Linked DNA regions of Homo sapiens: region 1 is linked to region 2. Evidence: read pairs that join two places in POLR2A ChIA-PET (ENCODE). Cell type or tissue: Caco-2. All regions are shown on one strand. Each heading gives the region's core, and the rest is flanking DNA. Links, peaks and the distances in the headings are about the cores only. Region 1 has its middle 46 kb from the start of LINC02518. Region 2 holds the start of LOC124901382 (a long non-coding RNA gene).

Region 1 (2,932 bases), core at 167-2,666, 490 kb before region 2:
AAGCTATGTCTTAACATTTAATTATGAAAATACCTATAGGCTACCTAAAAGTAAGGGCAGTGATTACTCAACTATATGAAGGAACAGAAACACACACACACACACACACACACACACACACAGAAGGTGTATAGTTGGTTTTATAAAATTATAAGGATTATTATTCAATCCAAAAAAAGTATTATTTTCCTCTGATATTTTAAAATCCTAGGTCAAAGTAAACTGTAATATTCCTCCAATTTCTTCTGGCCTCCCCTATTTCAAAAAACCTTATGAAAATATCGGACAAGGTAGGAGGTTGATTGTTTTCTTTATTTGCCAACTCTGTGTGTTCCCTAATTCCCAGTGTGAATCTGTGACAGTGGCTTGCCAGAAAGCATTCTATCACTTTGGCTAATAATCAGATTTTACTGATTTGCTCTTGGAAATAATAGGCAATAATGTGCAGTAAAAAAAGATTTTATTTTACACATTTTGTAAAAATATGTAACTCCAATTGACTTTGAGGGAGACTTGAAAGAATAATGCCATATGTCCTTCCTGGAAATGTTAATGTGTTACTTCCTTAAAAGAGGATGTACCTTTTTTTTTTTTTTTTTTTTTTTTTTTGAGACGGAGTCTCGCTCTGTCGCCCAGGCTGGAGTGCAGTGGCGCAATCTTGGCTCACTCCAAGCTCTGCCTCCCGGGTTCACGCCATTCTCCTGCCTCAGCCTACCGAGTAGCTGGGACCACAGGTGCCCGCCACCATGCCCGGCTAATTTTCTGTATTTTTAGTAGGGACGGGGTTTCACCGTGTTAACCAGGATGGTCTCGATCTCCTGACCTCGTGATCCGCCCGCCTCAGCCTCCCTAAATGAGGATGTACTTTATAGTTAGCAGAGAAATAAAGGTACTAGAAGCTCTTTATCATTATTATTATTACTATTATTTTATCATCATTATTTTTTAAGTACTCTTCAAATAACAGCAAATAATTTCCATAAGCAAAGTAAGTTTTTTCAATACTTACACATACTTATTTATTTATTTAGTGACAGGGTCTCACTCTGTCACCCAGGCTGGAGTGCAGTGGCACCATTGTGGCTCATTGTAAGCTTGAAGTCCTGGGCTCAATGATCCTTCTGCCTCAGCCGCCTGTGTAGCTAGGACTACCAGTGAACATCACCATGCCTGCCAATTAAAAAAAAAATTTTGTAGAGATGGGGGTGCTGTGTCTTGCTGTATTACCCAGGCTGGTCTCAAACTCCTGGCCTCAAGTGATCCTCTCACCTTGGCCTCCCAAAGTGCTAGGATTACAGGTGTGTTTTGGGCCTGTTTTGAGCCACCATCTCTAGCCACACATATTTAAATAAATGTTTAGGCCATAACTGATTCTTAAGCTTACTTTGAGAGTCAGAGTTATTGTAGTGTGCCACAATTAATATTACTATTAAAGTTTAGTTTTATGATGTATTCAAATGTGAAGAAAGCTCTTTGGAAAAGATAAACAAAAAGAGAAACCTTTTACTTCACAGTATTAGCATTTTTTTCTTCAAATATTATAAATGACATCCAAAATAAAACAGGGTTTTTCCCTGAATGTTTAATATTTGTTTAGGGTTTTCCTTCTGTTTTCTTTCTACAATAAACAGTATTGCAAATAAGTATGAAGATGGAATGACAATATATTTTATACAGCAAGATGGCATGCAGAACTTTGCATGATAACACTGAGAAAATGTGCTTCTTTGGAATTATCTGAAACATGGTATGTTAGGATAAGTTTTATATTTGCATTCACTTCTTTCTTCATATTCAAAGCCATTATCTAGCCATTTTCTGCTTATGTTGCATTGTATACTGCCTGCAATCAGGAAATACTACTCTTTAACTATCACTTTGCAAACTTCATATACTTCTGTTTTTATTTCTTTTCATTTAAGATTCTCTTTGTTGTATTTCTGCATTTAACTCAACATACTTAGTATAATATAAACATTGCATAGCCTGCAAACTACCTAGAACTAATGCGTCATATTTATATTAGTTCAGCACCGTAGTCTCATCCATACTTATTAAATGGTATGCTTTTCATAAAGAAATCATCATGTTTCTGGCTTTTATCACAAATTAGCCTCAAAATATAAGGAATACATCAAAAAACAATGCCATAAATCTATAATTTTGCACTGATACTTAAAAGATTTTATGCCAATAATTCTATAGAGAAAGATAACATAATTTGGTTTACCTTCAGTGGAAATGCTGGGTGGAAGGACTTCCATTAATTCAAGCTGCATCCAAAAATCAGAGGAAATGTTCATGGATTAAGTCCCCGGGGAACTACTATTGACAAATTTCAAAGTTCCATTGGCCTCTTTTTTTCCTTTGAACAATCCTTGAAATTGCTCACTACTCAAACCAGGGTCCGCTTCTACCAGCTCAGAACTTCCCAGAAGACATGGTTGGAGCAACCCTGCCCATGAGACTGAGTGGTCACTCCAGGGATATTGCCTTGACTTTTTGAAGTTTCTACGCAGTTCTATGTATTCTTTACATGCTTTGTATAAAATTAAAGACTGGTTGCCCATAAAGCAAGAGTGTCTAGTGACTAACAACAACTAAAAATATTATCCAAAAAATAACAGAAGCGATCTGTTGCCTTGCTATTTAATGTACAGTCCTCAGACCATCAACATCTTTGTCACACAGCACCTGTTACAAATGCAGAATCTCTGGATACACCAAGATATGGTGAATCAAAATCTGCATTTTAACAAGATTCCAAGATGATTTATATGCAGCTTAAAGTCTGAAAATCACAGATATAGAGCAGTTCGTCTCAAACTGTCTATGATTTTAAATGTATTTACTGCCTATACTTTTATAAAATACAATACAAATAAATTATTAGAATGTTATTGAGAGAAATGAAGGCATAAAAACTATATAT
Region 2 (2,932 bases), core at 337-2,836:
CTTCTCCATTGGATGTTTGCTGGGATGAGAAGGTCCAAGATAGTCCTTTGATAATGTGTCGTGGTGCCTGGGCTGGGATGGCTGAAACACAGGAGACCTAGCAGAAATTCTCTATACTCACCGCCATCTCCGGATAGTCAGACTTCTCACTCGGCAGCTGGCTTCCCCCAGGTCCGAAGTTCAAGAGACTTTCAAAAGACAGGAAGTGAAAGCTGCCAGTCTCTTTCAGCCTGAGCCCGAGACACTGGCACAGTTTTACTTCCACTATGCTTTATTGGTCAAAGCAGTCTCTGAGCCCACCCAGATTCTGGGAAAGAAGGACATTGACACCACCTCTTGATGAGATAATGTCAAAGAATTTTGACCATCTTTAAAGCACCACAACGCATGTTGGATATTCTATATTCCTGAGTGAAAGAAGACTTCAATTTGGTCACATGAACAAACTATTTCTGTGTTTTACAAGGGCAATAGTAGGGAAAGGAGGTGGTAGTAATATCAGAATTTCCATCAACTCTTCTGTCTTCGTTGCTGTTTATCAAGTAATGTTCTTCAAACAAACTGGAGTTGCTATGCCTTGATATGGTATAAATGAGTGTGTTTTGGATACAAATACACATGGTAAAGGTAATATGGTAAATACCATTGTTTATTTATATTATTTATATTATATTTATATTGTTTATTTATATTAATGGTATACTTTAGCCAAGTAAGTTTTTATCAAGATTCCAAAATATTATTGAGACATAATCAATTCAGTAAAAAACTATTTGAGATGGACACATCGGATTCTAGTGATGTTACTCCCCCAGGGTCTTACCCTATTGGGAATCTATTGTATAACTCACATATAACTGTACCTTTGGCCAGGCGTGTTGGCTCACGCCTGTAATCCCAGCACTTTGAGAGGCTGAGGTGGGTGGATCAATGGGTCAGGAGATCAAGACCATCCTGGCCAACATGGTGAAATCCCATCTTTACAAAAATTAGCTGGGTGTGGTGGCACACGCCTGTAATCCCAGCTACTCGGAAGGCTGAAGCAGGAGAATCGCTTGAACCCAGGAGGTGGAGATTACAGTGAGCCAAGATCGTGCCATTGCACTCCAGCCTGGTGACAGAACAAGACTTTGTCTAAAAAACAAACAAACAACTGTACCTTTATAAAAATTCCATCTTTTAAAAGTCTATAAATGGATCTGTTACATTTTAACAAACTACTAGAGGTAATTTCAAATAGATCACTTCAAATTTTCTGAATAAATATAATCTGTTGTGAGGATAGCATCTTGAAGAAATGTTATCAAGCCGTGGTAAAAATATATCTTTCCTTATATGTTCAACCACCATGTGAAATGTGTGAATCTAGCATAAAATGCAGTAAAAAAAAATTTTTTTTAAGTCAGTGAAATAAACTAAGTAAATTTTTCAAGAGAATGTTTTTATTGTGATCTTTTGAGTAGCACAAGGGAAACACAAAGTATAAATACGGTTTTTATACATGGAAAGGGGACACGTGACTCATTTAAGAGGAGCTAAATAATTATTAACAATTGTTTGTATTATTTAAATATTTGTTCAATGGCAGTGGCTACTACTTGTAAAGAAAGAGATACCCCATATCATCCTTTTGGATTCCACTTAACCATAAATAGTCATCTTGGTGGCCCAGTGGCCCTTGTTTCATAAATTTCTCACTGTACCACCATCCTAAAACATCTCTTCTGGCTAAAGCACACAGGAATGCAAAGAAGGAAGATAGACTCTTTATGAGTGCACATGTCCTTGCATACCTGTATTTCTATATCAGGGAGATCACAAAGAACCATTAAAAATGTAAGCCATTTGGAACACTAGAGCTAGAGGAGTGGCCAGATGGTAAAGATCTTGATCATATAGTACATCTGAAGGTGATGTATAGGGGCAGGAAGTATCTGCCACAGAACAGAGTTTAAGGCAGCGACATTCCTTGGGAGAGAAGTGGCAGCACTAAAAACAAGCAGTGAAAGCACCACATTTCCTTTGTTTTGGGTATCTTATACCTTTGGTTACTGAATGCTAAAGTCAAATCTCACGTCTGTTTCTTTAAGAAGCTCATGTCAAGATTTTTATTATTATTTTTTATTTTTTACAAGGTTATATCATTTCCATGGAGTTGGGGGATCACGTAACCAAGGTGAAAAGCAATTAAAATTAATTATTGTGATAGAGGTTAAGCTAGGTTAAAATACCTACCCAACCATCAACATTCCAGACTTCTAATGGAGATCTGTGTGTGCAGGGTGGTAAATAAGGGTTTGGCGTGTGGGGTATTAATTAATTAGCATCAGAAGAGAGAGAAGTCACACATGGTAGACAGTAAATATAGCTGGAGAAAAAAGACTCAAAAATATTTCTGTATTGCTGAGCCTTAAGTTCTAGAGTTTCAAACATGCTTGTTCAAAATGTAGCTTCTTTGTTCGTGGTCAACAAATTCCTCCCAGATGATGTCAGAAAGAGTGCCTTTATCTTTGGAACCCAGTGCAGGCCTAAAGTTTATTTCATATGGTATCAATACTTACTGAGAGTGTTTTATATATGATCCATTGTGCTAGGTTTTCAGGACACAGCCATGAAAAAGACAGGTTTCCTGCCCTTGAGAAGCACACAGGCAATAGGCAAGATTTTAAACATAATTAAATATAACAGAAAATGACCTAAAAAAGGAAATTCATATCTCAGAGAAGATTTAAGTGTTAAAAGATACAACAAAATTTAAATGTGAAGAAAAAGTGTTAGAAGAATCCAAGGCAGAATTTCTAACTATCAAAGTAGTTAAAATTTTGATAAATTTGACAACATAAAAGTAAAAAGTTATGCATGGCAAATAATACTCTAAGTAAAGCCAAAAGAAAAATGACAAACTGAGAAAAAATGTTTGCCACTCATAAAT

The links. ChIA-PET counts read pairs that join two places held together with the same protein. Peaks named below come from ENCODE experiments on the same cell type or tissue, not always from the same donor. Only the 100,000 strongest peaks of a DNase experiment are listed, where the experiment ranks them.
Region 1: POLR2A ChIA-PET joins it to region 2 with 10 read pairs; 3 of 35 experiments call an interaction of 5 or more read pairs at or near these places.

Annotation. Positions count from the first base shown.
Region 1 is chr6:113,385,803-113,388,734 of GRCh38, forward strand. No RefSeq gene overlaps it. Among named protein-coding and RNA genes, the nearest start is that of LINC02518, 46 kb to the right of the region's middle. In Caco-2, for the core only: no CTCF peak of the experiment used is centred there; no DNase peak of the experiment used is centred there.
Region 2 is chr6:113,873,189-113,876,120 of GRCh38, forward strand. LOC124901382 (a long non-coding RNA gene) reads left to right here and starts at 217. Exons shown (of 3, transcript XR_007059716.1): 1 at 217-635. MROCKI (MARCKS cis regulating lncRNA promoter of cytokines and inflammation) reads right to left here and starts at 159. Exons shown (of 3, transcript NR_038863.2): 1 at 1-159. In Caco-2, for the core only: no CTCF peak of the experiment used is centred there; no DNase peak of the experiment used is centred there.